Linked DNA regions of Homo sapiens: regions 2, 3, 4, 5 and 6 are each linked to region 1. Evidence: chromatin loops called from intact Hi-C (ENCODE). Cell type or tissue: heart right ventricle. All regions are shown on one strand. Region 1 has its middle 5.1 kb from the start of EBF3. Region 2 holds the start of LOC124902559 (a long non-coding RNA gene). Region 3 has its middle 73 kb from the start of LINC01163. Region 4 has its middle 49 kb from the start of MGMT. Region 5 has its middle 260 kb from the start of LINC01163. Region 6 overlaps EBF3 (EBF transcription factor 3).

The links. A loop is a pair of places that touch in the nucleus more often than their neighbours do. Peaks named below come from ENCODE experiments on the same cell type or tissue, not always from the same donor. Only the 100,000 strongest peaks of a DNase experiment are listed, where the experiment ranks them.
Region 2: a loop joins it to region 1, with 9 times the contacts of the local background. A loop is called at or near these places in 88 of 110 quality-filtered maps.
Region 3: a loop joins it to region 1, with 4 times the contacts of the local background. A loop is called at or near these places in 21 of 110 quality-filtered maps.
Region 4: it touches region 1 in a loop (3-fold over the local background); 2 of 110 quality-filtered maps call a loop at or near these places.
Region 5: it touches region 1 in a loop (7-fold over the local background); 4 of 110 quality-filtered maps call a loop at or near these places.
Region 6: it touches region 1 in a loop (2.5-fold over the local background); 4 of 110 quality-filtered maps call a loop at or near these places.

Annotation. Positions count from the first base shown.
Region 1 is chr10:129,967,330-129,971,329 of GRCh38, reverse strand. No RefSeq gene overlaps it. Among named protein-coding and RNA genes, the nearest start is that of EBF3, 5.1 kb to the right of the region's middle. RefSeq lists enhancers at 1-577, 2,440-3,059. In heart right ventricle, CTCF peaks have their summits at 2,048 and 2,249; a DNase peak (open chromatin) is centred at 2,240; H3K4me3 peaks cover 2,704 bases; H3K27me3 peaks cover 4,000 bases.
Region 2 is chr10:129,033,351-129,037,350 of GRCh38, reverse strand. LOC124902559 (a long non-coding RNA gene) reads left to right here and starts at 598. Exons shown (of 2, transcript XR_007062390.1): 1 at 598-705; 2 at 895-2,032. RefSeq lists an enhancer at 2,440-4,000. In heart right ventricle, no CTCF peak of the experiment used is centred here; DNase peaks (open chromatin) are centred at 600 and 1,830; H3K4me3 peaks cover 530 bases; H3K27me3 peaks cover 629 bases.
Region 3 is chr10:128,210,465-128,214,464 of GRCh38, reverse strand. No RefSeq gene overlaps it. Among named protein-coding and RNA genes, the nearest start is that of LINC01163, 73 kb to the left of the region's middle. RefSeq lists silencers at 2,298-2,447, 3,777-3,936. In heart right ventricle, CTCF peaks have their summits at 2,375 (motif pointing left) and 3,935; DNase peaks (open chromatin) are centred at 2,334, 3,528 and 3,994; H3K4me3 peaks cover 1,205 bases; H3K27ac peaks cover 648 bases; H3K27me3 peaks cover 800 bases.
Region 4 is chr10:129,416,459-129,420,458 of GRCh38, reverse strand. No RefSeq gene overlaps it. Among named protein-coding and RNA genes, the nearest start is that of MGMT, 49 kb to the left of the region's middle. RefSeq lists an enhancer at 236-1,080. In heart right ventricle, a CTCF peak has its summit at 2,337; a DNase peak (open chromatin) is centred at 2,388; H3K4me3 peaks cover 386 bases; H3K27ac peaks cover 1,111 bases; H3K27me3 peaks cover 712 bases.
Region 5 is chr10:128,539,831-128,543,830 of GRCh38, reverse strand. No RefSeq gene overlaps it. Among named protein-coding and RNA genes, the nearest start is that of LINC01163, 260 kb to the right of the region's middle. RefSeq lists an enhancer at 1,895-2,570. In heart right ventricle, a CTCF peak has its summit at 2,367; DNase peaks (open chromatin) are centred at 2,467, 3,516 and 3,859; H3K4me3 peaks cover 1,703 bases; H3K27ac peaks cover 1,129 bases; H3K27me3 peaks cover 2,254 bases.
Region 6 is chr10:129,851,814-129,855,813 of GRCh38, reverse strand. The region is part of intron 10 of EBF3 (EBF transcription factor 3); the gene reads left to right. Among named protein-coding and RNA genes, the nearest start is that of EBF3-AS1, 3.3 kb to the left of the region's middle. In heart right ventricle, a CTCF peak has its summit at 2,060; no DNase peak of the experiment used is centred here; H3K27ac peaks cover 443 bases.

The DNA of each region.
Region 1 (4,000 bases):
GCCACGGCTGCCGGCGCCCTCCGCTTTGCAATGTAAATTTCAGCGGGACAAATTGCTTATTAATAGTCTAGAAGAGAAGCCGGTTTCTTTCTTTCTTCTTTTCTTTATCTGTTTTTATTTCTACATGGCCCCTAGCTATGCCCTGGGCCGCCTTGCCGCCCAGCAGTTTTCTCTTCATTTCAATGTCCTAAAGAAAATGCAAATTTCCACAGTGTGGCCTTTTTAAAAAGTTAAATTAGCAACAGCTTTAAGTGACTCCATTAGTATGGAAAACACACATGTTTAATGTGGGAATAGCTTCCTTTTAACGGGACTCATTCTGGTCTGTACATTCAGCAAACCCTTAGAGTTGGTAAAGAATCTCTTCGCGGCCGAATTTGTAGCCAGAGGTGCACCCTCCCCCTTCCAGCCCCGGCGTGCACCCGCCTTCCTGGGGGGAGAGGAGGGGTGCGTCCCGCCGCCGCGCGCTGCTGGACCCAGTCCGCTGGCTTGGATCCCTTAGAAGTCGCGCGAATGTGCGCGAAAGGGTTTATGCAGGCTGGAAGGGAGGAGAGCTTGACACATTTCTGTCCAAGAGCGGTATGCTCTTCCTTCCCTCCCGGCCTCATCGTCGCAGTCGCCGGAGCTGAGTTAATTACCCGGACGGACTCCCCGGCCCGGCCGCCGGCACCCATCGCCCCACTTTTGCGCACCAGAACGGGTGTATACACTCTGTTAAGGTGCTGTGAAGGAGTGAGATCGGGTAGCCGAGGAGGAGGACATTAGTACATCGGTGACCGTGGCCACCCTTTCCGTCCGTGCCCACTGTAGCTCTCCACCACCCCAACTTCCTTTACTCGTGTTGGCAAACCGCGGTTTCAAACTAGAATTTTATTGGCAAACTTTTGTGCGCGGTTAGCTTCCAGAAGAGGGTATTTAATTTTGTTATGAGGTCTGGCCGCCCCCTCCTTTCCCTTCAAGCCAGTGGCATCGCACTCCACACCCGTCCATGAAAGAGTTAAGATTTATGGTATGCTGGAGAGGTCTTGTTAGGATGTAATCTGCATTTTTAAACTACTGCGTAATAAAAAGTGAGAAGTTTTGAGACACCTTTCTTGATTATACCTTTGGCAATACTTTAGGTTTTACATTTAATTTGCATTTTGTTCTTGGTGAATATTGAAGTCTTGAGTGGAGGATTGAATTTTATTAGGACATCTGGACTGACAATATCAAATCAGACACCAGTGTCCCAAAGCATGCTAAAATTTCAGAGTTAATTAGAACGCAGTGTGTTTAATTAAAGCCAATTATAATATTTGAAATTATCTGATCGATCCGTGTTTGTACAGTTTGGGTCTGTTTAGGTGTTGATTGGCGCACTTTGCGCGTGGTTCGATCTCGGAACTTCTCTGGGGAAAGTTTGCTTTGTAAACTGGCGGGGGCGGGCCGGCGCGGAATCGGCGTCTCCCGCGCCCGCTCGGGCGCATCCAGCAGGACTGATTTTCCGGGCGCCGCCGAACGCAGCTCGAGAAATCCCAGCTCGTTGCTAAACCGATGGGCCTTTTAGGGTCCGAGGGACGTCGCCACGCACCAGCTGTCTTTTCCAGCTCGGCTGCTCCTCCGGAGTATCTTTACAGACAGGCAACCTTTCGGGTTGCCGGGTGCGTTGGGAGAAGCCCAAGTTCGCCAGTGTTTGATTTGGGGGTTTCGCTCAAGTAGAAGAGCCCCCAGAGCTGACTCGTGGGGTCGGCCAAAGTGACCGAAGGAATCCGAGAAAAGTTAGGAAAAGGAAACAATAATTAACTGTTTCCCTTATAATTTAGCACGCTGCAGGAGCCGAGGCACACCCCGGCGTTTTCGCCCCGCTTGGAGCGCCCATGGTTTTCCAGGGAGAAGGTTGAGCGAGTTCCAGGTCAGGTCCGTCGCCCCGCTGCGGGGCCGGGCACTTAGAGCGCAGGTTTCTCTCCAGCAAGGACGTTCGCATGGCGCTTGGTACCTAGGCCTTCTGCCCAGTGCCGGGCTTGGTCCGACCCTTGCTCACGCAGGTGGGCGGCAATTAGGACTAGGCGGCGTGTGGCGGTTTCCGCGCGCCCCTGGGGTCACGGCGTCAGCTAGGACTAGGTGCTCCGGTCGCGCAGGAGCCGGGGCCCAGCTGCTGGGGCCGGCAGGACCCGGGGCGGACACCTGCCCCGGGGTGGGTGGGAGCCCAGGCTGTTCTGCTCCCGGCTCCCGGCTGCGCAGCGGCACTCCACTCTCCCCACCCCAGGAGGCGCTGTTTGTCAAACTTGGCCGCCTTGGCAGGAGGCGCCTGCACGTTCTCACTTGGAAGCTGAGCCTTCCCTGGTACTGGGGGTCGGGCTTCAGCAATCTTAGCCGTACAGAATAAATATTAGAGGGAGGAGGCAATGCAGAGAACAGGGGTCTGGGACCCTTCAGTTTTTGCTTTTTACCCGTGAACCCAACAGGGCATCCTTCCTCCAGCGCAGGGAGGAGGCGCCCGTTGGTTTGCCCCATGTGCCAGGGGGAGTTGCCCAGTAACTTGCCTCAGAGGGCAGGCGGGGTGCGCGGCCTGTCTTGGGCTCTGCCGCCAGATGCCGCCTGAGGCCCCCGCGGCTAGCATCTCCGCGCCGAGAGGGCGAAGGCGCCCTCTCTGGTCCTGAGTAACCCACCCAAACCTGGCCGGGCTCCCTTTGTGCGCGACTGAGGTTGGGATGGCCCTTACTTCTCGGTTTTCCCCGGCCCACGGACGAGCGTGACCCCGTGGCGCAAGACGAACTTGGAGCGCTCTCAGAGGCCGCGTCACCACCCGTGGTGGGCAGGCTTTGCCAGTGCGTGCTGTTTCCACCCTATCCCGCAGTTCCCGGGATTTTCTAGGTGCGTCTCTCCTGGCCCCTCTGACCTCCTTCCCACTGGGGCCCAGGGTCAGTTTGGCTCTCTCTTTTCCTGTTCTTTCCCCGGCCCCTGCCTGTGCTTGGCGCCCGATTCTGACCCCAGGCTTGAGCAGGGCTAGAGGCCCGGAGGCCGGCACGGTCTGAGCGTGACCCCCGGGCGCGGAGGACGTTGGGGCGGGCCGCGCCTGCAGCTCAGCACTGGCGGCGGGCACACGAACTGGCGGCTTTTCGTGCATTGGCTTTCACCCTTTCCCGAAGGCTCCAAGTGACATGGCCAGGCAGCTTGGGCCTGTGGCCATGGGCCCTCCGATGGTGCGGCGTCGGGTCGAGCCCGCGCACCCCCTGATACTCCAGGGGACTTGGCCTCCAGGAACTCTCGGCCCAGGCTTCTCAACGCCGGAAATGCAGTTTATTACTCTTTGGAAGGATGTTAGGGAGGTAGGCGGGTGCCCTGGGCTAAGCCTCGATCAAGAAGGGGGCATTCGCCCGGTGCCCTGGGCGCTGGGCCCTGGGCCCGTGCAGACACCGCGGCAGGCCTCGCGCCCTGGGATTCCAACTTGGCCGAAGTTTCTGGGTGGGGGTGGCTTGGAGTCCGGTACCAGCCCAGGTCCCCGTCTCTGGGCCTTGCACCAGGCACCAGTGGAGGATCTGAGACTGAGGAGGGGTAAGGGGAAAGTTTCCTCTCTACGCGCGCCGAACAGCCCCCTTCACGGGTGGGTAGTGGGTACCGGCGGAGGACGCTGGCACGCGCGGTGGCTCGGGCACTGAGTGGCTGGGCAAGGAGGCCAGGGTGAGCCTAGGTGCGGCTCCTGGGAGGTTAGAGCCCCCGCTAGACTTCAGCCAGGTTTTTTGATGGTGCCACGGATCAGTGGCCCAAGCGCCGCCAGGGCCTTCTGCCCTGCGCCCGGCACGCCGCTCCCAGAGCCGGGCGCCAGGGGCGGCGGGCGCTGTCTCTTTAAGGTCACTGCCTGCTCCGGCACGACATGGGGAGGACAGCTGGGCACTGGCCATCTGACTGACTCCGGCTTGACATCTGGGAGCCCACTGGTGTGTGGCACGCGAAGCGCTTGATGCCGCTATTTAAATGCAAATGTGAGGGGGCTCATTGAAGCCTCTCCCCGTAAATC
Region 2 (4,000 bases), 930 kb after region 1:
CGCCAAGTGTTACAAGAGTTCAGGGAAACAGAAATGTTGCTGAGGGCTGGAAGTGCTGGGGCAGGTGGGTCTGAGAGAGGACCCTGAGCAGAAGTGGGGTTGCATCCCAGAAAAGGTGAGGTGTGATGCTGCCCCTTCTTCTTGCTCTGTGGTTTCTTTTCCTGGTTTCATTTACCTCATCACTACTCTGCCAGACCGGTTTGATCACCTGAGTATCTGTGTCACTGCTGGGTGATCCATGTGTGGTCAGATCCGTGTGCCCTGAGCGTCCTGACCTGCTCCTACTTCCCACCACTACTGCCATACACACGTTCCACATCCATGCCTATTCCATCCCTACCTCTCTCTTTCTATATATATATATATATATACACACACACACACACACACACTTGTGTATATACACACATACATAATGTAAGAAAATATTCCATGCATATAAATATTATCTACATGTAAAATAAATATAATAGAGATAGTTAACTTTAGGCTCACACGTCTCCCAAGCAAACCACAAGCTTATGAGTGCAGGACTCTTACGTGTTTCCTTCCGCAGAGCCCTGCACACTGTAGGGGCTGGGGCGTGACTTGGCGAGTACAGCAAGTCTGGCTAGAGTTTCTCAAGGGTGTGCCCATGGGGATTAGTGGAAAGAGCTCTGTGCTTGGGTTGGGTGGTTTGCCCACTCCACCTTTTATTCTCCTTGGGTAAGTGGCTTGGGACCTCATTTGCCCTTTCCAATGGGATAGCAACATGTTTCTTTTTGGAAGCTACTGTGAAAGATGATGATCTGGGAGGGACTTGGGACACAGGCTTATTTGTTACACAGATGCCACCGGCCTTGCATCTCTCTTGTGAGCTCAGAAGTTGCTTGACATCACTGCCTTTTTCATCAGGTGGTTCATAGGAAGAGGCCAAGAGAGAGAGAAGGATGCTGTATTTATGGGAAAAGGCTACCAGAATTTCCATCCGAGGTTGGTGGTCCATTCCTCTACCTATGTGGAAGGCAGGTTCTCCTTGACAATAGCCAGGTCTGCATGTGTCTTCCACTCAATCTACAACGTATCCACGGAGAGTGACCTTGTACTCAGTACTCAGTACTCCAGCCCCTTGGCTGGAGTTAGCTCTGCCCGCTCCACCCCTGTGCCTTTTCTGGCCCACTTGAAATTTGATGTCTTGGGTTGTAGCCTATTTTTAAGGTTGAGTCTCACTCTTAGACTATGAGCTCTTGAAAAATAATAACTGTGTCTTATTTGTCTTTGCTCTTCCACTTACATATAGGAACTACTAATGACATTTAGCAAATGTCTCTTTATCTTTTGATGGAGCAGAGAGAGGTCTGAGGATGAACTGCTTTCATCTTCTCGCTGTGTGATCTTGCACGGGTCCTTTCCTATCCCTCCTCTGCCACTCTTCTAGGACCGAAGGGGTTCGAGGGTGACCTTTCTGGCCACTTGCAATTGCTAAGAGTGTATTGATTTGAGAATTAAAGGAACGTGGCTCTTGAAATGTGTGTGCGGTAGAGGCCATCCAAAATAGCTAATGAAGAAACATCCTGGGGATTACGCCAAGTTCACAACGCATTTTAATGAGCCGTGAGTGTGTGTGAATGCGTGTGTCGACCACATGCACATTGATGGCTGTGGCAGGGAGGACGCTGTTTCTGAGAGTAGAGTCCTCACTTCTGAGAAACTTACAGAAGGTGGAACAGATCACGCCGTATTTCATAGCAGCCTAATTCTGACATGCATCTGCAAGCCTCATAAGTCGTGGTTTGGTCGGTGCTGCCCATCAAATCAACTTCCTGAACTTGTTTTCATCTGAACTCCAAGGCAGCCCAGGCGCGGGGGGAGCGCAATCGCTCGTGTCTGACTGGCTGCCTCTGAAGTCGTCCGTTACCAGTAGTCTGTTTAGAAGGTGGATTGTTAATTGTTTGATTTTTCTGCCAACAGGATTCCCTGCAAATTAGAATTGTAATCGCTGTGGGTATTTCCTGAATTAAAAGAAAATATATAATAAAATAAATAAATATTAGTTGTTTGGTTGTATAAGCTTTTGAGACCTGCGAGGCTCCTCATCAATTATTAAACTTGGCCGAAGATGACATTCCTAACTAGTGAGTGTGCCTGGAAAAAAAAAGACGCTGGCTAGAAAGCTTTGAGGCGCAAATTTCCACGTTCTTACTGCTTGGCTCTGAAAGTCTATGCCCGGAAGCTTTAATTTCTTTAATACTATATAATATAATTATATAGTACTTAAAAAACATGTAGTGTAGTTATTAAATATAGTTAGAATTTTAAATGTATCATTTGATATATTTAATACACACATGTATATATGTATTTTTAAGTGGGGTTTGGGCATTATTTAGTGTTCACACCTACGGAGCTCATTTGTCCAGCGCTATATTTAGGCATCAATAGGAGCGCATTAGGTAGCAAATAGCAACATGCTGGATTGGACACACTTCATAATTTGATGGCAGGAGAAAAATGGCAAAATATCGCTCTGGTCAAAGTTATTAAAGGCCAGGTTCACTACACGGTTCTGGTTAGGAGATAAAATATGAGAGGGCAGCTTACATATTGCCGTGATTAAATATTTACTGTTCAAAGAAGATTCACAGAACTTTTTAAAATTAATGGCTTCGAGTCTTTGTTTGGATAGTATCACAAGTATTGAACCATTTATTGAACTGTTTGCTGAGCTATTTTACTATCGTTAGTGACATCCTACATTGCCAGCCTTTCTCTCTCTCTCTCTCTCTCTTTCTTTCTCTCTCTCTTTTAAAAGAGAAATAGAGTGGAATCGCTCCCTTTCTGCTCTCACCAGCTGGTAGATATAAATTATATATTAAACTGTATTTGCAATGGATCACTGCAAGTGACAAGTAGTTTTCCGAAGGCTTTGTCATTGCAATGGAGTGTGCGCCTTTCGTACAGTGGTTAATATGAGTCCTTATTCATATTGTCCAAGTCTTCAAAAACATAATTCAGAAAAATGGGCAGCACTTAATAGAGCTAATCTCTTGTTCTGATTCAGCCTTCAAGATCAGCAGCCTGTAAATAAGTAAAAAAAAGGGCCTAAACGGATTTAGCGCTGTTAATCTTTCCATAGTGGGGATATCTAGCTCTTTAGTCTGCAGTCTTTGTTGACAGAAGTGGCTTCTATTGTGCCAGCTCCAGTGGCTCAGAAGCCGGTTCCTTTTGAAGGGACTGCTATCGGCCCTCTGCACGCGCGCCACCCTCGCCCTGCACCGGCAAGATAGGCTGGCCACAGCGGTGGAGGGAGAGATTGGTTTGTGTGTCACCCACAGCATATGCTGAATTCAGCTCCTGTAAGTGGTGCGGGGTGAATAGTAAGCGATGACAATGGCTTGTGCTACATGCTCTATGCCTCCTCTTGCTCTTATTTGACTTTGCCTGCTTCACTGATTTTATTATGACAGCCTGAATACTGAGGAGGGAATTAAACTGTTAAGCAGGCATCAGAGGCTGTCTAATGTTTAATGCAAGAGTCGGAGCATGTAAGAACTGATAATGAATACAAACAGGGCGACATCTTATTTGCTGTGTTTTTATTAGGATGACTTGAGAGCTTGACATCCATTGCTATCACTTTTCTCTTCTGTTTTTTCAGTTTTCGGGGGTTAAAATTTCTAGCACTGGTGACAAACGTGCCTAAATGTGATGTGAATTAAAGGCGGCTCTAGGAGATTGTAATACTTGGAAATCATCACCTATAATAATTATGTATAGATAGGAGGTAGTCATGGCTGTTAAAAGGTCACCCAGTGAGATGTAATTGCCTTTTTCATACTCCACTACATTTACTAGGACAGAAGCGCGACCCTGCTGGCAAGCGCAGTAAATATGCCATCTTGAGAATGTAATGATACATGCCAGCACTCTCTGGCTCTTGCTGACTGCCCAATTCCTGCGATGGGCTGGAAAGAAAATGGGCTGAAAATGTAAAAATAAAGTAATGACCACATGGTAAGAA
Region 3 (4,000 bases), 1.8 Mb after region 1:
TGTTGTTGTTTAGTCAACCACCAGCCTCTATCTTCTCAGCATTCACCAGCTTAATGAAAGGCCTGCTCCCAATTTAAGGAAAATTATTTAAATGCAGAGTATCCTATACACCATGGTTTCCAAAAGAACTAGGTGGTTAATCAAAAGTTAATTGTATAATTCTCATGCAGATTAGGGCCTCTCGCAAATGAATCCCAGGTTGTGATTATTAAAAAAAAAAGGGAGAGTGTGGAGCAATGCACAGAGGCCCACAGTCTGGTAAACAATCAGCCCCGGTTTAATTTGTGGTAAACAAAGTGATGATACACTAGGGGTCTCCAAAGGAGAAAAAAAGGTGAAAATAAATTAAAGCACAACATACAGATATGATCTTTTTGTTTGAGGCCATCTTTCAAAAACATTAGCTAAATGAATAAAAGGCAACCCATTAATATTTACCGGAAGCCGGGAACTGTACAAAGACCCGCAAGTCCATAATTATACTGCAATTTTAGGTGGGGGCCTGGGCAGCAGGTGGCCACTCTCCTCCACCACAGTGGCTTCCACTGCTGCCCCCTCCGCGGAAAGTGAGATAATGTCCACGTCCCTCCTCGAGGTCTAGGGGCAGCACACCTGACTACCTTGCTTTGTCTTCCAAGTGAATGTCAAACCTGCCCTGCCTGGGGGATGGTTGGTGGTGAATAGTCTGCATCCGATCAGAAATTGGCAGCCAGTCCCCACTGCAGGCTCCTAGAAGAGGTGGGGGGTGTTTGCAGGGGGCGAAGATCTGCTGGAATGTGGAGAAAGAAGGGGCCTGAGAAGCTTCTTCCTTGGTCCTCATGGAGCATGGAGCCAAGGCTCTGCCTAGCAGGGGTGACCGCAGCCTCGCCCGCATTTCTAGCAGAATGAACACAGTTCCAACGGCCTCCACCCCTAGGGAAGACACGAGTCTGATCATCTCTCTGTTGAGTTACGTGGGGTGGGGACAAGTCTCTGGACAGGTAGAACCACCAGCCTCTGGGCAATGGGAAGCGTTCCGGGCCCTGCATCCTTCTCCTCAGGTGCTTTCATATAGCAGGGATTCCATGACAGAATCCTGGGACAGGTTGGAAGTATTTTTGCCAAGATAAGTTGTGGAAATCAGCTGTGGGGCTGCACATTCTGGCAGCTCTCCTGACATGCTGCATTAATGCGTAAGTTTCCTTGCTCCCAGATTCCAGGCTGAATTTTAAAAGAATGAAATAAGTCTTCCCACTCTCCAACCGAACAACTCTGTCCCTGCTTGGAGGAAACAACACTGAAGACCGTGAATAGAGAGAAGGGTCACTCTGGCTAGCTCATTCTGTGACCCTCCCAGGAAGGGCTCCTAGTCTGCCCCATCCACCCACCGCCCGGTGGGGCCAATCCCAGAGCCGTCACTCCCAAGGCAGCAGCCTTCCATTCCTCTTATTTCCACCACTGCACGGAAAGGAGGCCAAGATCTAACCAATTCCTGGGAAGCTGCGCTGGTGTCTCCACAGCCGACACACAGCCTCCTTCTCAGGCAGTGGCTGCGTTTTCTTTCCCCGTTTGTTGTGCCTGTCTCCTGGGGCACCATAACTAAGTCCCACAAACTGGGTGGCTTAAAACAGAAATTCATTGTCTCACAGCTTAGGAGATAGAAGTCCAAAACCAAGGCGTCAGCAGGGCCTTGCTTCCTCTGAGGCCTCTAGGAGAGGACGCTTCCTGCCTCTTCCAGCTCCTGGTGGCACCAGGAGCTCCCTGTCTTGTGGCCACACGACTCCAGTCTCTTCCTCCACCGTCACACAGCGTTCTCCCTGTGTGTCTCTGTGTCTTTGCAGGGCTGTCTTTTTATCAGGGCACCAGCCATTGGGTTAAGGACCCAGGGACCCACTCTACTCCCGTATGACCTCATCGTAACTAATTAAATTTGCAAACAACCTGCTCAAAACAAGGTCCCGTTCTGAGGTGCTGGCTTAGGACTCGGACATATCTTTAGAGGGGTGGGAGGGGAGATGCAATTCAACCCACAGCAAAGCAGTGGGGCTCTGGCTTGAATGCAGCCTCTGTCATGAGCGACCTGATTCCACCTCGCACCCTCCACTGATGTGAGCCATCTCTCCCTGGATGCTAGTTACAGCCTCAAAGAACGCCCCTTGGGGCTGCAGACAGAACTCCGCCCTCATGGAAGAAGCTGCCGGCAAGTGCTGGGCAGAGGGACTAGCTGGGAGGAAATGAAAGCAATTCCTCCAAGATGCTGTCCTCGGGGAGCAGCCTGGCCACCCTGCCTGAAATTGCTGCCGCTGACACCTGCAAGCAAGAAGCTCCTCCGGCCGGGGCTGGCTCCGCCCACTTCTCAGGCCCCGCTGGGCCTCCCGCGGCCGCAGACGCGCGCCCTCTGGCGGCCCCGTCTGGACGCACACGGCCTTGTCCATAGCCCGGGCTAGATGAACTCCCAGCCCCGCCGGCTGGTGACACAGGTGGCACCTCTGCCATCGTGGAAAACCTGCAAACTGACTTTTCAAACTAGCCACCCCGTCCCTCTCAGGCAATACCAAACAGCTGGTAATTCATGCAGAGCAAACTACCACGTCTTAATAACGGAGAAGAGCCCCGGCTCCTAAACGGGACTGTGGAAGGCCGACTCCCTGGGCCGCAGCAGCAGAATTTTATTTCTCAGGACTTTCATGGGCTCTCAATCAGGCCACCGCAGCCACCTCATACATCTTAATAAACCTTACATCAGAGAGAAAGCTTTGAAACGAAATTGTCCAGTAATACGCACTTTCCAATCGAAACACATGGGAGTCTTTAAATATTTACCGCACATAAATAAAGCATGCTATGTAGCTGGCGCTTCTTAGCACCTACGCATGCCACGTATCAATGGACGCTGGATGTCAATATTGATGTATAAATAATAATATTAAGCACAGAAATACACCGCGCCGGGAGAGGTCTAATCGCACTGTCCCCTGGAAATAAACGTTTCTCAGGGCTGTTTCTGAAGGTGGGATATTTGTCTCCCTCCTCACTTGACCCTGAGGGGATGGAGGGCAAGGTGGAGAATGCCCTGAGCAGACACCGGTGCACCGCAGTGCACAGCCAGGGGTGCCACTCCTCCACCTCCGGAGAGACCGGGCGAGGCATCCGCAACCGCGTCAGAGCCTGGCAGCGGCCTGGCAGCATCCCCTGCCCTGGGCCTCGCTAAGGTTCCATGAGGGGTGCGTGGAGCTGGAGAAGAAAGGTGCGAATTCTGCGCTTCCCCGAGGTAGCCCCGGGCGAGCAGGGGGCCAGCTCCAGAGCCTCGGGCCACTGCGCCATTCCTCCCCCTGCGGGAGCTGCTGCTCCAAGGCTGTCCCTGCTGCTCCCGGGGGAAAGGGCAGGGCCGCCGCGGTGGGCGCTGAGCAGGTGGGCTCCAGTCGCCCCTGACTCCCAGGCTGCGCTCCCTGCCAGGCCCGGAGGATGCGCCCGGGGGAGGCGCCCTGGAGGCCGCGCGGGCACCGGAAGCCTGGGGGTGGGCCCCACCCGCGGACAGGTCCTGCTCTTCAGGCTGAGAGTGTGGGCATCACCCGCGAAGACGCCCCGTGGGACAGCAGGGGCGCTGTTCACCCCACCTGTGGGATCGCAGCGGGGGTTGGAGGGAAGGGGGCGTCAGAGATCCCCGGGGCCCCAGGGGTGCCCGGGGCCCCGCGGGAACGCGCAACGCGGCGGGGCGGAGGTGGGGCGTGGCCGGGACAGGCAGGGGCCGCAGGAACTCGCCCCTTCCTCAGCAGTTTAGCCCGCGGAGAAGCGGCACCGCGCCCCCCACTGACGAGGAAACGGGGGCGCCTAAAGGCCCCGGGGTGCTCGCAGAGAAGCGCAGCGCTCCGCTCCCCGGGCCGCGCGGCCCAACCTCCGGAGGGACTGCCCGGGACGTGGACGTGGAGTCTCGCGGCCGCCCCTGGCCCGCGGCCACCCTCCCTGTGTGCTTGAGAAACGGAACCCAGAGGCCTGGCCCGCTCTAGTGGGAGCAGAGACG
Region 4 (4,000 bases), 550 kb after region 1:
AAAAATAAAAACTAATGCAAAAAATCCACTATGCATGAAATAGCAATTCTGTTTTCTAAATAAAGGGGTGGCATCACTGATGCTTCCTCTTGCCTGAAGTTCCAGTAGGATTTGACACAGCACACTAAGTTGAATTCATTTTGATTTTTAAAAATATTATGTATTGATGATTGAGCTTCTTGGCATTCCCTAAAATTTTGTATCCAAGGTGAGATCCTCCCTCTCCTCACTCTAGTACCCACCTGCCCAGGAATATTACCGGGAAATTTCTAGACCAGTAATGGATACTCTGCCGGTTGGCCCCATGCTATCCTAGGATTTTTCTCAGATTAATCTTGGGCATTCATATTTGTTGTTTCATTTTCCACACATTCTACATATGAATAGCAACTTTGATTTTCAAAATTCCATCCAGTTTCGCCCCTCAACCAACAAAGATTTTGTGATTCTGTTGCCAAAATAAGCAAGGGACAGAGGTCCCAGGTAGCACAGCTGACCCTGGGGTGGCAAGTGATGTGCTGTCCGTCACCTGCCAGGCCACCTTGTCTCCATCAGGAGATGGTGGGGAGGTGGCCCTGGGCTTTGCGAGTGCGCTAGAGCATCCTGCGAAGGGGGAGGCGGCCTTCCTTGGGCTCTGGGCACAAGCCCAGCAGGGAGTCCAGGGTCAGGGCACTGAATGGTTAAAAGTATCTCTTCGACGGAGAGACGATGCCGAAGGAGTGACGTCAAGGGGAAGACGGCTGAAACGCGGGCATGATTGAAAAATGAGGATTCCTCGCGTGAGGGATGCGCGCTTAGCAAAGGGCAGCCTGGCTGTAGCCCAGCGCGCCTTCCGCGTGAGGAATGGGTCATCTTTCACCTTCCTGCCTGGGAGGACGCAGCCGGCGCACGGGCCTGGCTCCCAGGCTCACCCCGGCAATGAATTTGCTGCTTCTTAATGTAAAACCGGCCTTTTCTGGTCATTGTGCCATTTTATTTACGGCCTGTCTTTGGGGGGCTCTTGATCAATAGATTTAGTCCCACAGTATATTTCTTCCTTTCAGTTGTTCCTGGTTATGTTTTTAAATTACACGGGGCTGCTAATGATTGTGCTGCTTGCCCTTGAGTGAACCTGGGCTTTTGCCTGCCAGGCGGCCGGGTTTAAAGGCGTCTTGGCTGCAGGTTAACACCAGCCTCCCAGATGGGCCTGTTTCTGGGAGATGAGGGTGCTTGATGCAGGCTGGCAGTGTGTGGGCAGTGTGGAGGGGTGCCGTGTTCCTGGGGACTGGCCTTCCGTCTTGGGCCCTCCAAGACCATCTTGGGAGTCAGAGCTGAGTTTGAACAGTTAGAAAGACTGAGGCCACGATGCGGAGGTCCTTTGGTCCACTTGCCCGCTGCCCTGGGCTGTGTCCTCCCTGACATGGTCAGGACAGACTGGTGAGAATCTCCAACACAGCCTCCCTCAGGGGGGCCGTGCCTTGGTGAGGCGGATGAACATCGCCTTGTAAGGGGCAAGCCAGAGCCTGGTGCGGGGCGGGGAGGGGTGTTAGGGTAACAACTGCTTATTGATCCCCCGGGGCCACAGCCAGGGGTCATGATTTCTGCCTAATTTGAGCACAGACAACCCAGTGTGGCAATAGTATAGATGCTGATTTGTGTGATTCAATTAAATTATTGTTAGCATTTTCATGCAAATGAAGATAAGTTCTTTTGGCACGTGAATTGTGCGTTTAATAAAAGCTGCAGATTTTGGGCTGCGAACAGAGTGTGTTAACTTGGGTTTCTGGGGGTAATCCTGGAGCCCTACGCTTCCAAGAGCTTCCACCGACTGGAGCCGGCTAATTCCCACTGATTCAGTAATTCATGGGCAAAGTATTCTCACACCTCCCCTTCATTTTCCTCTCAGTATTCCACAGAGCAGCCTTATCTCCACCTATCAATTACTGCAGTATTAATTTATTTCCCTGTATCTCTCTCCCTGTGCGTGGTGGGGGCACGCTCACTTAAAATATATATATATTTTTTCCCCTTGCTGGAGGCTCTCGTGAAACAAGGCTAATATTCGGCACTTGGGATTTAAGCCGCTGCATTTCACAAAGTTTGGATGTATTAACGAACAAAAATAAGAGTGCGGAGAACCTGGAAAATTAGCAGCCAGCAGACAGCGTGCAAACAGGAAACTGTCTGATTATGCGCACGGGTGCAAAATTAGTAAAAGAATTCGAAATTGTCTCGTGCTCAGAGATTCTATTGTTTTCAAAGAATAATTCCATCTATTTTAACATTTTCGAGTGTAATTCCGTGGGTAACCGCTCTTCCTTTGATTGTGAGCGATGGTAATTGAAAGGTGTGGCTTGGCGTCTGTTTTGGCAGTTAGTTAGACTCAGATCTTTTGTTGAAGAGCTCAAAGTGCTGGCTTTCCTGGCCAGCCTCCCTCCGTGTTTCTGTTTTGGTGATGTGATGACAGACTTACAGTGTGTTTCCTTGTGTGTATGGTAACAGATGTTTATGTGAATAACAGACTTTTTTATGAAGCCATACACTTTATAGCCAAATACTAATTAAAAATAATTGCATGTAAGCATTTTTGTTTATTCCCCGTTGTGCATCTTTAATCATTTGGAATCACCTGCAGTTGAAAATTGAGGCAAAGATTTGATACTGCAATTATAAGAGGCCATCTGACTATATATTAGGTAGAAATAGCAACATATTTGAGAAAAAAATATTAAACAAGCTGAGTGCCAGGTCATTCTGAAGTCTCTTGTATATCGGGTCAAAATACTAATACATTACTTTGTTAAACTAATAGGATTTTAAGGCATCATTCAGCCACCAAAACAACTGCTTCATGAATAATATCCGATACCTGACACATTTTGTGCACTAACAAGCTCATTACAAGTGGGTTTTAATTAGAGGTGTAACAGATGGTTCCCAATAAATATGGGCAGCGGCGACTCCTTGGCTTTTTTTTTTCCTTTGAAAGACAAAAATTGCAGGTAATTGAGAGACTCAGAACCTTAGTTTGGGTTTAATAGTATGTGTTCAATTAAAACAAAGTGCCAAGTGCCAGGAATGTGACTCAGATAGTTGGACACTGTAAAACAAACAAACCAGGGTTAAAAATGCCTTTCCTGTTTAGAAGTGGGCTTCCAGATGCCGAAGCGGGGACAAGCCACGTGCAGCCCGTGACTCACCACAGCTTTCTTCTTGGGGCTTTGTTTTTAAGCATTGCCTGTCGATGCGTTATGAAGAATTAATAAGACATTTCGGAGTGTTCTTGAACTCCAGCACTGAACCTTCTCGGCGCTGTGACATTTAACAAACACATTTAAGCAGAAAATAAAGGGAAGGTTCTAAAAGCCACCAGTGCCTCTCTCGCAAGCATTTTAGTACTATTTGGGGACATGAGAAGAGAAGGGGAACAGATAAACTGGGCAATGAGTTCCACTCTGAGAGTTTTCATTTTAAATGAACTAGATTTGACATTTGTGTTGTGTATGGGATAAGGAATTTGGTAAACTTGCATAGGAAGAAGGCTTATGTTTTGAAAGAAATCATACGTTTTTTTTTTAAAAAAAAAAAACTATTTGCTTTTGATGTAGAGAAAATTCTTACCTAAAAGAAAAACCTTAACACGCATAATAAGAGAAATTTAGAAATCAATGTACAAGAATTTATAAAAAGCATCATTTCATCTTTTGAATATGCGTTTTTTGTTTAAGGGAAGAGGAGTTGAGAGGCATCTTCAGCTCCTAATGAATGCTAGTGGCTGTGCGACCTTCCACCTCCCTCTGAATACACGGTTTTCGGAATGATGGCATTCATTCCCCTGGCAGCAGGTCTTCCCACATCAGATCGACAAAGGGTTGTTTAAGGCAGAGAAAGAGGTTGCAGTTTTTGGGGAGGCTTCTCCAAAATTTCAGAATTAGAAATGTAGAGGATTGGACATGCTTTTTTCTTCCAAGGGCATTTTCCCCCTGACTGTATCTCACCGTTTCTCTGCTGTGTTTTTCAA
Region 5 (4,000 bases), 1.4 Mb after region 1:
ATACCTAAACGTGGTGCTGATCAGTAGAATCCCCTGCGAGGAGATCCTGTCCAGCCCTGCTGTGGCTCTCAAGCGTTTGGTTAAAGGAGCAGGTAGGAATCCTATCCTCAGGATGACAAATGCAAGAAAAATCGAGCTCCAGTGACCCTCTGGTTGCTCTGGTACTTTTGCACTAGGGGTTGGAGTCAAGTGAAAAATAGAAATAAAACAATTGCCCAACCATCAGGGAGTGTTTTCAGTCACGGTGAAAAATACAATCTCATCTTGAGCTGACAATGCCGGTCACCGAGCTCCTAGCGTGCAGACGGACGGATAGAGGCCAGAACCGAACGACAAACGACGCTGGCTCAGAAAGGTGTTCTGCTTCCTTTTTAACAGTTTGGATGCTTTGAAAACTATGTCATGCAAACCAAAGAGCAGATTCCTTAACTGCCTTCAAGTATGCCCCTGTGTGCTGGGAACGCAGCTGGAAGACCGTGGCTCTGTGGTTAGGGCAGAATTTGAGACATTGTCTCCTTTTCTTGAATTCTTTGTGCCAAAGAATGAAAAAATACAGAACCTGTTATCACTGCTTTCCTAGGAATCGGAAATTAATTTCTCGCATTTATATGCATACAGTTGTAACTCTGGACACCAGCCCTTTAAGACCCTGACTCTGGATTCTGATAACTAGACACTTCTGGCATATTTCCATCAAACAGAAATTAGGGAGCACACAGAAATACGGCCTGTTTATCAGGACTTGAGTTAAGTTTTTGTTTGTTGGTTGTTCTTTTTGTTTTGTGTTGCCTTTTCTCCTTTGGTGCCCAAATAAAACTACTTCACCTGCAACCACACAGCCAGTCAGGCCAGATGCTGGCTGCCTCCTTACAAGACCACGCTCCAGAAATGGTACAGAGAATTGTACCTCTGACCTGCAGAGTGGCTGCGGCGACACTGCATATTTCAATGTCATTACAACAGTGATAAGACAGCAGAGAGCACTGCTCAGCTCCGGGCCCAGTCAGAGGTAATTCCGGGCATTTGCTGATGGCCTACACAATTTAAGGAGCGCTTTTTACTGTGATTGCCAGGAAGGTGCCGAGGATTACAAAATCCACTGCAGACACCTGACATAGCACAGGGCATTTGCCACTGCACACAGATACCATTTCCAGAGTGGATTCCACATTTAATCTATTTTTTAAAGTCAGAGGTGATTTGAATAGGAAAACTCAAAAGGAACTGTATGAATACACACCTCTCAAAAAATGGAGAAATTTTTCTGGGGGAAAAAAATCCTCCCCTTTCCATCTCACTTGGAATTGAACTTTGGACAGCCTTTGGCAGCCTTGCATAAAAAGATTCATGTTCTGTCCTGGTGGACATTATCAATGGTCAATAATGCTTATAGCAAAAAATACACCTGGCTCTGAATCTTGCCCAGAAGATATTCTTCAGAAGGACAACAATGCACATTATCCAAAGTAGGTGTTTTCACTTAAAACTATGAGCGATCTTCCCCTATTGCATTACAGCAATCTGACAATTTCTAACGCAGAGCAAGGACAGATGCTTCCCAGCTATGTTGATATTACACTTAGCTGGCTGTTCTACCCATGTAACTCACTCCATACTTAAGAAAAAGATTGCAGGGAAAAATTAACATCTTTTTTCCTTGAACATTTAAGGCAAGCCCTTCTAATGGTAGAACTTTATTTTCTTCCTCATAGTAATATATAGTACTGAAATTCCAAAGGTTTCTGGTGCATTTCAACTGTCACCTCAAGTCAAAACCATACAGTTCAGCTATAAAAGAATATAATAAATTTAACCTGACCTAACTGGGGATTTTTAAGCAGCCAATTTTTGTTTAATTGTGTATCTATGAGCTCCCTATTCCCACATATAAGTGTGTGTGTGTGTGTGTGTGTGTGTGTGTGTTTCTGTGTCTTGCCTGGTTCTTTCTTGTGTTCAAACTTGTGTACATACATGAAATTATCTCTGCCTAAGTACTTTCAAAGATGTTAACGTGACATGCCACTATGGAAGAAAACGCAATTCCAGGGAAACTTTATTTTAACCTAGCCTCTTATCTCCTGAATTTTCGCTGCCATCCTGTCTTGGGTGACTACTGTAGGAGCCGGCCACAGGGAATCTTCCTCTCCAGGAAATGTCTATGGAATGCGCCTGGGCACTCTGGCCCCAGCCCAGCCCTCTCGCTATTTAGCGCTTAAGGGGCTGATATTTTATACCCCCGAAGCAAACTTCCGCACTCCAATTCAGATGTAATCAATGTTTTTGTTTTGCAGCCTTTGTAGATTGAGTCTTTGTTAGGCGAGCACGTCTTGTTTCCCCAACACCCGAGGAAATCCCCGGCATCAGAGTGCCCCCAAAAGGCAGCCCGGGAAATGAGCAGGGGCGCGCTGACCTTTAGCGAGACAGCGAAGGTTATGCACATAACATTTGCTTGTTTACTTTGCAAAATAAGCAACGAGTTGGAAACTCCGAGTTTCGCCTGCGCCTCCGCGCACTTAAAAAACAACAACAGGAACCAGAGGCTGCCGGTCTTTCCAGCTCCCGCGCGCGGAGCCTGTTATCTGCTTTGCTCTGTATCTATCCTGATGCAACTTTAATAACGTTAGCCAAGACTGCTCAGAAAATCACAGCTGTAGCTGGAGGCAAAAGAAAAAAAAAAAAAGGAAAAAATCCGCTAAAACGAGGTCCTTCTCTCCAGCCTCACCTAGGAGCCGGGTCACGCCGGCCTGCACGGGGGCAGGGGCCACCCGATCGATGGCCGCAGCGGGCTGATGGCCACTGGTCGTTTTGATGGATATGACTGTAAAAAAAAGTCCAGATTGGTTCACAGTGGACCTCAAACCATGTCAGCTAAAACCAAAGAGACAAAAAAGTGACAGCTGTGGAGAGCGCACTGCAGGCAGTCAACGGCGCCTGTGATTTATTGTTCCATCTGCCTCGCCGCTGTGAGGACAAGTTCCCCCTGATTTGGTTAAAATGAAAAGGACCTTAGAGAGCGCAACGTGGGTTTTGAAAATGTGCAGAAACTATTTTTTTTTAATTTCCTGATTTATGTCCCTTTCCCCTTTCAGAAAGTCTGTCCCGCTCGGGAGCTCGGCAGGAGTGAGGGTTTCCGCGCCTCCAGCCCTAGGCCTGCCGGATTTGGGGGGGTTCAGGGGTGCAGCGTCCCCATCCCACCAGGGCGCACTGCGCAGCGCTGCGGGGGGAGGCAGCCTTGGGGCGCCCCGGCGCCGGCTCCTAGCGGGCATCGTGAGCTGGGGGCCCAGGGAGCCGACCCCCAAAGTTACGGCAGGGCGCAGGCTCCACGGATGGGGGCCGGCTGGGGGACCGAGCGCCCCGGTCTGGGTCCTGGCTGCGCCCTCCCCAGCCCGCCCAGACCCGTCATTCCCTGGAAGTTCAGCCTCCTGCTCTCGGATTCTAATAAAAGTTTTATGCCGGTCAGCACATTTTCAGCCAATTTCCCATGAAGAGGCCTGTTGGTTGCGGTGGCGCGTGGAAAGTTCTGCGCTCTCCTGCCTTGGCCGGGGCCTCTGGAGCCCTGACCAGGGGCAAGCACTTCCTGGCTGGACGTTTTAGGCCTCGCAGCTCCAACCTGGTGTCAAAAGCTGGCCTGTCTTCTGTCTCAGGATGTTGGTTTTACCTCTCAAGTGTTTCCTGAATTTGTGAAAATTCTTTTTCTAGCCGCTTGTCCATAGTGGCTTAATGCTCAAAAAAAATATTTACTTTTTTTTTTTTTGAGACAGATAAAAGGGGGGAGAATGGAGGTGGGGGGTACTGAGAAAGGCAGAGAGGCGGAGAAAGAGCAGGGCTTGGCGCTACTGTGGAGCTGGGGCGGTCCCTGGGGACCAGTTCTGCTTTTGAGCGTGTTCCTGTCAGGCAGGGGTCAACATCTTTTACCTCTTTTTTCCATTATTCAAAATAAGTATTGATGTTATGTTTTAGCTATTTAAAAGCCAGCTGCCTTGCTCATTTCAGATACTTT
Region 6 (4,000 bases), 120 kb after region 1:
AAAAAGTCTCTGGGAGGCGTGGCAGCAGAGGGACACTTGATGTTCCTTTTTTAAAGAAAAGGATATAGCATTCAATCGCACACATCTTTTTATCATGTTGAGGGTGGCTTTTACTGGGTGGTGTCTCTTCCTTTTGTTTCCAGGCATTTCTCCCCTTAGGTTAAAACGTTAGAACAGCCTTCTTGGGGAGCTTGAGGGTTATAGGATACCTGGGGCCCACTTCCCGACCTCAGAACCTCCGCCTTGGGAAGTGCCTGTCTCCCCCAGTCCCGTCCCCAGAGGCGAAAGCCACGGAGAAGTGAGGAGGCCACGTGCCTTAGTTTTCCGAGCTGCAGGGCTGGACTGGGTAGATGTAGTTTCCACACGACTATAAAAGCCATCATCCAATGTATTCTTTGAGGTATGTAAACAGAATTGTTTGAATGCAATCCAATAGTTGTCAGCAAGGGTATTATTTTGGTACAAGGAAGATGAGCTGTCCCCTTTTCTGTGCCTGGTGTCACATCACAATGCCGCCATCCACTGCCAGGCAGTGGTGAATGGAAGCTGGTCCCTGTGCACGAGGCCCGGTTGGGCTGTCTGTGTGAATTCCAGAACAATATTCCCGATACGAAGGAGGCGGCTCTAATTCCAATTAGAAGTCAAGTGTTTTTCTCAACCTTAGAAGACTTTTCGACAGAAATACCCTGCAGTGAGCGGGTTGGGGGGATGCTGGAGTCACTGGTGTGAAACCCAGGGTGACCCTAGGCAGGTCTGAGCCATCCCCCGCTGGCACTGGGGAGCTCCACGGACGGGAGCGGCCAGGATGCTAGAAAAGCCACTGTCATTTCTGTGAGGGCAAACACAAGGTTTGCCTCTGGGTGTAGGAGGAGGGTGACCTGACGTCTTCCTGCCAGGCTGGGGAGCCAGGCCGGCCCCCGCGGGCAGCGCCCCTGGTGAACGACGCGGAGGCTGCAAGGCCTTTGTGCTTCCCGTGCACACCACAATGCCTGGCTCACCCTGCCGAGTGCTGTGATTGAAATTCATTGCCAAATTTATTGAGAAATTAATGAGAAAAGCTGCAAAGTATTGACTTTGAGAGGAAAACACAACTCATCTTGAATGAGGAGGAAAATGCAGCAATAATTTAGCCACTATTGATCTGGCCCTGTCCATGCATTGATCTTCATTTTACAATATTAATTTGCACCTGCAATCGGCTGCAGAGGGAACCGATTTCATTCCATGGCCGCGTTAATGTGCAAAGCATTAGGTGCTCTTAAGAAGCGGGGTATTACACGTCGTATCAGGAAGGCAGATTTTTTTTTTCTATTTTTGCTTGTTACTGAAATAGACTAAAAATTAATTTTTTTGTCGGACAAAATATGAAAGCAAAAACCCATCTAAAACGTAGCCCTCCTCTCAGCTGCCCTGGCCGCTTTTCATCCATGTGAGGAGCCATCAGCCGCCTGAAACTCCAGCTACCTCTCATCATCATGCCCGGATCAGTTCAAAGTTCATGAAATTTCTATGAGCATTGATCTCGCCCCATTGATTTTTTTTGCAGCAGATCTTTGAAATTTTAATTTCCCGAGCATCTGAATTTCTTATAGATGAAATGCACTTGGAGGAGACAGTTGATGATAAAGTGAAGAACTTAGCATCATTTTAAAGCCTAAAAAAGGGAGAAAAAGCAGGCATTTGCAGACTTTGTGTAATGTTTTTGAGGTGGAATGATGAAGGCGCTCTGGTGGGGGCAAGGTATTCAGGGGGGAGCTAAATATCAATTTTGTCTTCCGTGGCCACACATTTTTAATGCAACTTTTTATACAGTCATTTTTGAAAGAAAAGCTATCTGGAGAAACAGCAGGACAGAAAAACATTCTTCACCGCACAATCATTTGCTCACAGCAGTCTTTATCACCTGGTCAAGTTCACCTAGTTACTTATCAGTGGGACATTTAATAACCTCAAGGTGATATAATTGCTATTGGCATTTTTCCCCCTTGGATTCAGCTGGTTAATGTGTAAACTACTTGTCAGCAAATAGCACTTTGTCACTGAAATCACTAACACCCTCTAGAGGAATGTCTTTGTATTGAGCAATTTAATTTTACTTTATTTAATTTTTACACATTACAACCTGTGTTCATTCAGGCACACTGACGGCTTGCAGTCTGTTGGGGTAGGGTCTGGGTCTCCCTGTTAGTAAAATATACTATATCTTATTTAACAATCCCCATTGCCTTAATTGAGGCGCATTCTTGTCCCTCGGAAAAGGAACTGCAGATGTTCTTATTATGTAGTTATGTTGCTAATGTGAAAAACTGCCTCATTACGAGGATCTGTTTGTAGCTAGAAAATTACTGCGTTATGACAAATGCATGATTGGGAAGCTACAGGAAGATGATCATTATTGAAATGAAACTGGAACTCATTTAATAGCTGCAGCCAGCAGCTGGAATGAAGCAAATGAATGTCTTCCTGTTTTTATTGTTGGAGTCAGGTTTTTCAGGCAGGAAGAAAATTTGCGCTAAACCTAAAACTTCTTGTATCTCTCTCTGCGTGCTGGGCTTGGGCTTAAACAATGGAGAGGCAATGCTAAAAGCGTCTCACTTCCTACCTGCGAGTTCCCCCCTTGTGTGTTTAATGACACTATTTTAAAAACACAACTGTGGCTGGAAGAGCAATTACTCTAGGAGTACTTACAGGCGGCGCACACTGCTCGCTGGCTGGGCTGGTCTCCAGCTCTCCCGGGCAGGGGTGGTCAGGAGGTTGCCATCACAATTAAGCTCTTTCACCCTGTCCCCTCCTTCCTGCCACAGTCCAGTCCTGTTTGCAGGCAGGGAGCCTCCAGGCCTTGGGGGGACCTCAACGCCCTGGACTGCCAGAGTCCCTTGCAGCAGTTCCCTCTGCTCTCGGCTGCTGCTCACAGGATGCCCTTGGGGGTGGATTTCCCACAGCTGGTGGGGACCCACGACCAAGCCCCAGGCATGTAGTAGCTGCTTGATAAAATGTTTGGTGCAGGAACTGGATTTAAGATGGATGGTTCCACTACTCTTTGTAGAAAGTGCTCACTGGCCCCAAACGTGTATGTTTTCCAATCCGAATTTTTCTTTTTTTCTGTGTTATCAACCCAGAAGTACTGAACGTGTCCCCTTGCTTAATTTAATTGAATGACGTTTATAAGTTAACGGACTTGCTATTCAGGTCTAATAAAATAATCATATACATTTTGGGGTATTAGAGATCAACATGAACTCAGGGCGGGGCTGGCTGACAAAGAAGGTTAAGCCATCAAAATGAAAACTACAACCACGTATGTCACAAGAAAGAAAATCCCAGTGCCTCCTGCCCGCCGGTACGTCTCTAATTGCAGCAGGCCGGTTGGAGCTGCTCTGGCCCCAGCTGCAGCTCAGCGCCTGATGCCATTTCTGCTGCCACATTAGCTGCAGCAATCCCAAGTTGAACTGACATCACAGACCGTTAACATTGTATCAAGTGCGGTGTGATGAATCCCCCAGTACACGGGCATGACTTAAATATTTAGAATGCTTCTTCTGTTATGACTTAATGCATGTAAAGTAACGAGATTAACTCCAGTACACTCAAATATATTTAAATATGTATCCTTCCCGAGCTGTAGGCTATTCCAGCGTGCAGGAAGCATTGAGTCTATGTGGTCGTGTCAGGCTCTATTTGTATGACCCGCTCTGGATACTGGCCTGCATATGATAGCCGGATATCTGGCCTTTCACAGGCTGCCCGACTGCTTGCCTCATTTGGCATGGAATGTGATTCCCGGCTATTCTAGCTTCTGATTCATTCAGGTTTTATTGCTGTGTAATTTTCTTATTCTAAAATAAAAGCTCTCCAACAAAAATTACTATGCATTAGGCCGCGGTAGCCTACTCAAATGGATATTAATACAGTTTATCTCTAAAAGGACGAATAATGTATTTGAAACAGATAAAAGGCCCTCCACTAAATGAGGAATGTTAATATCTTATGGCACGGTTAA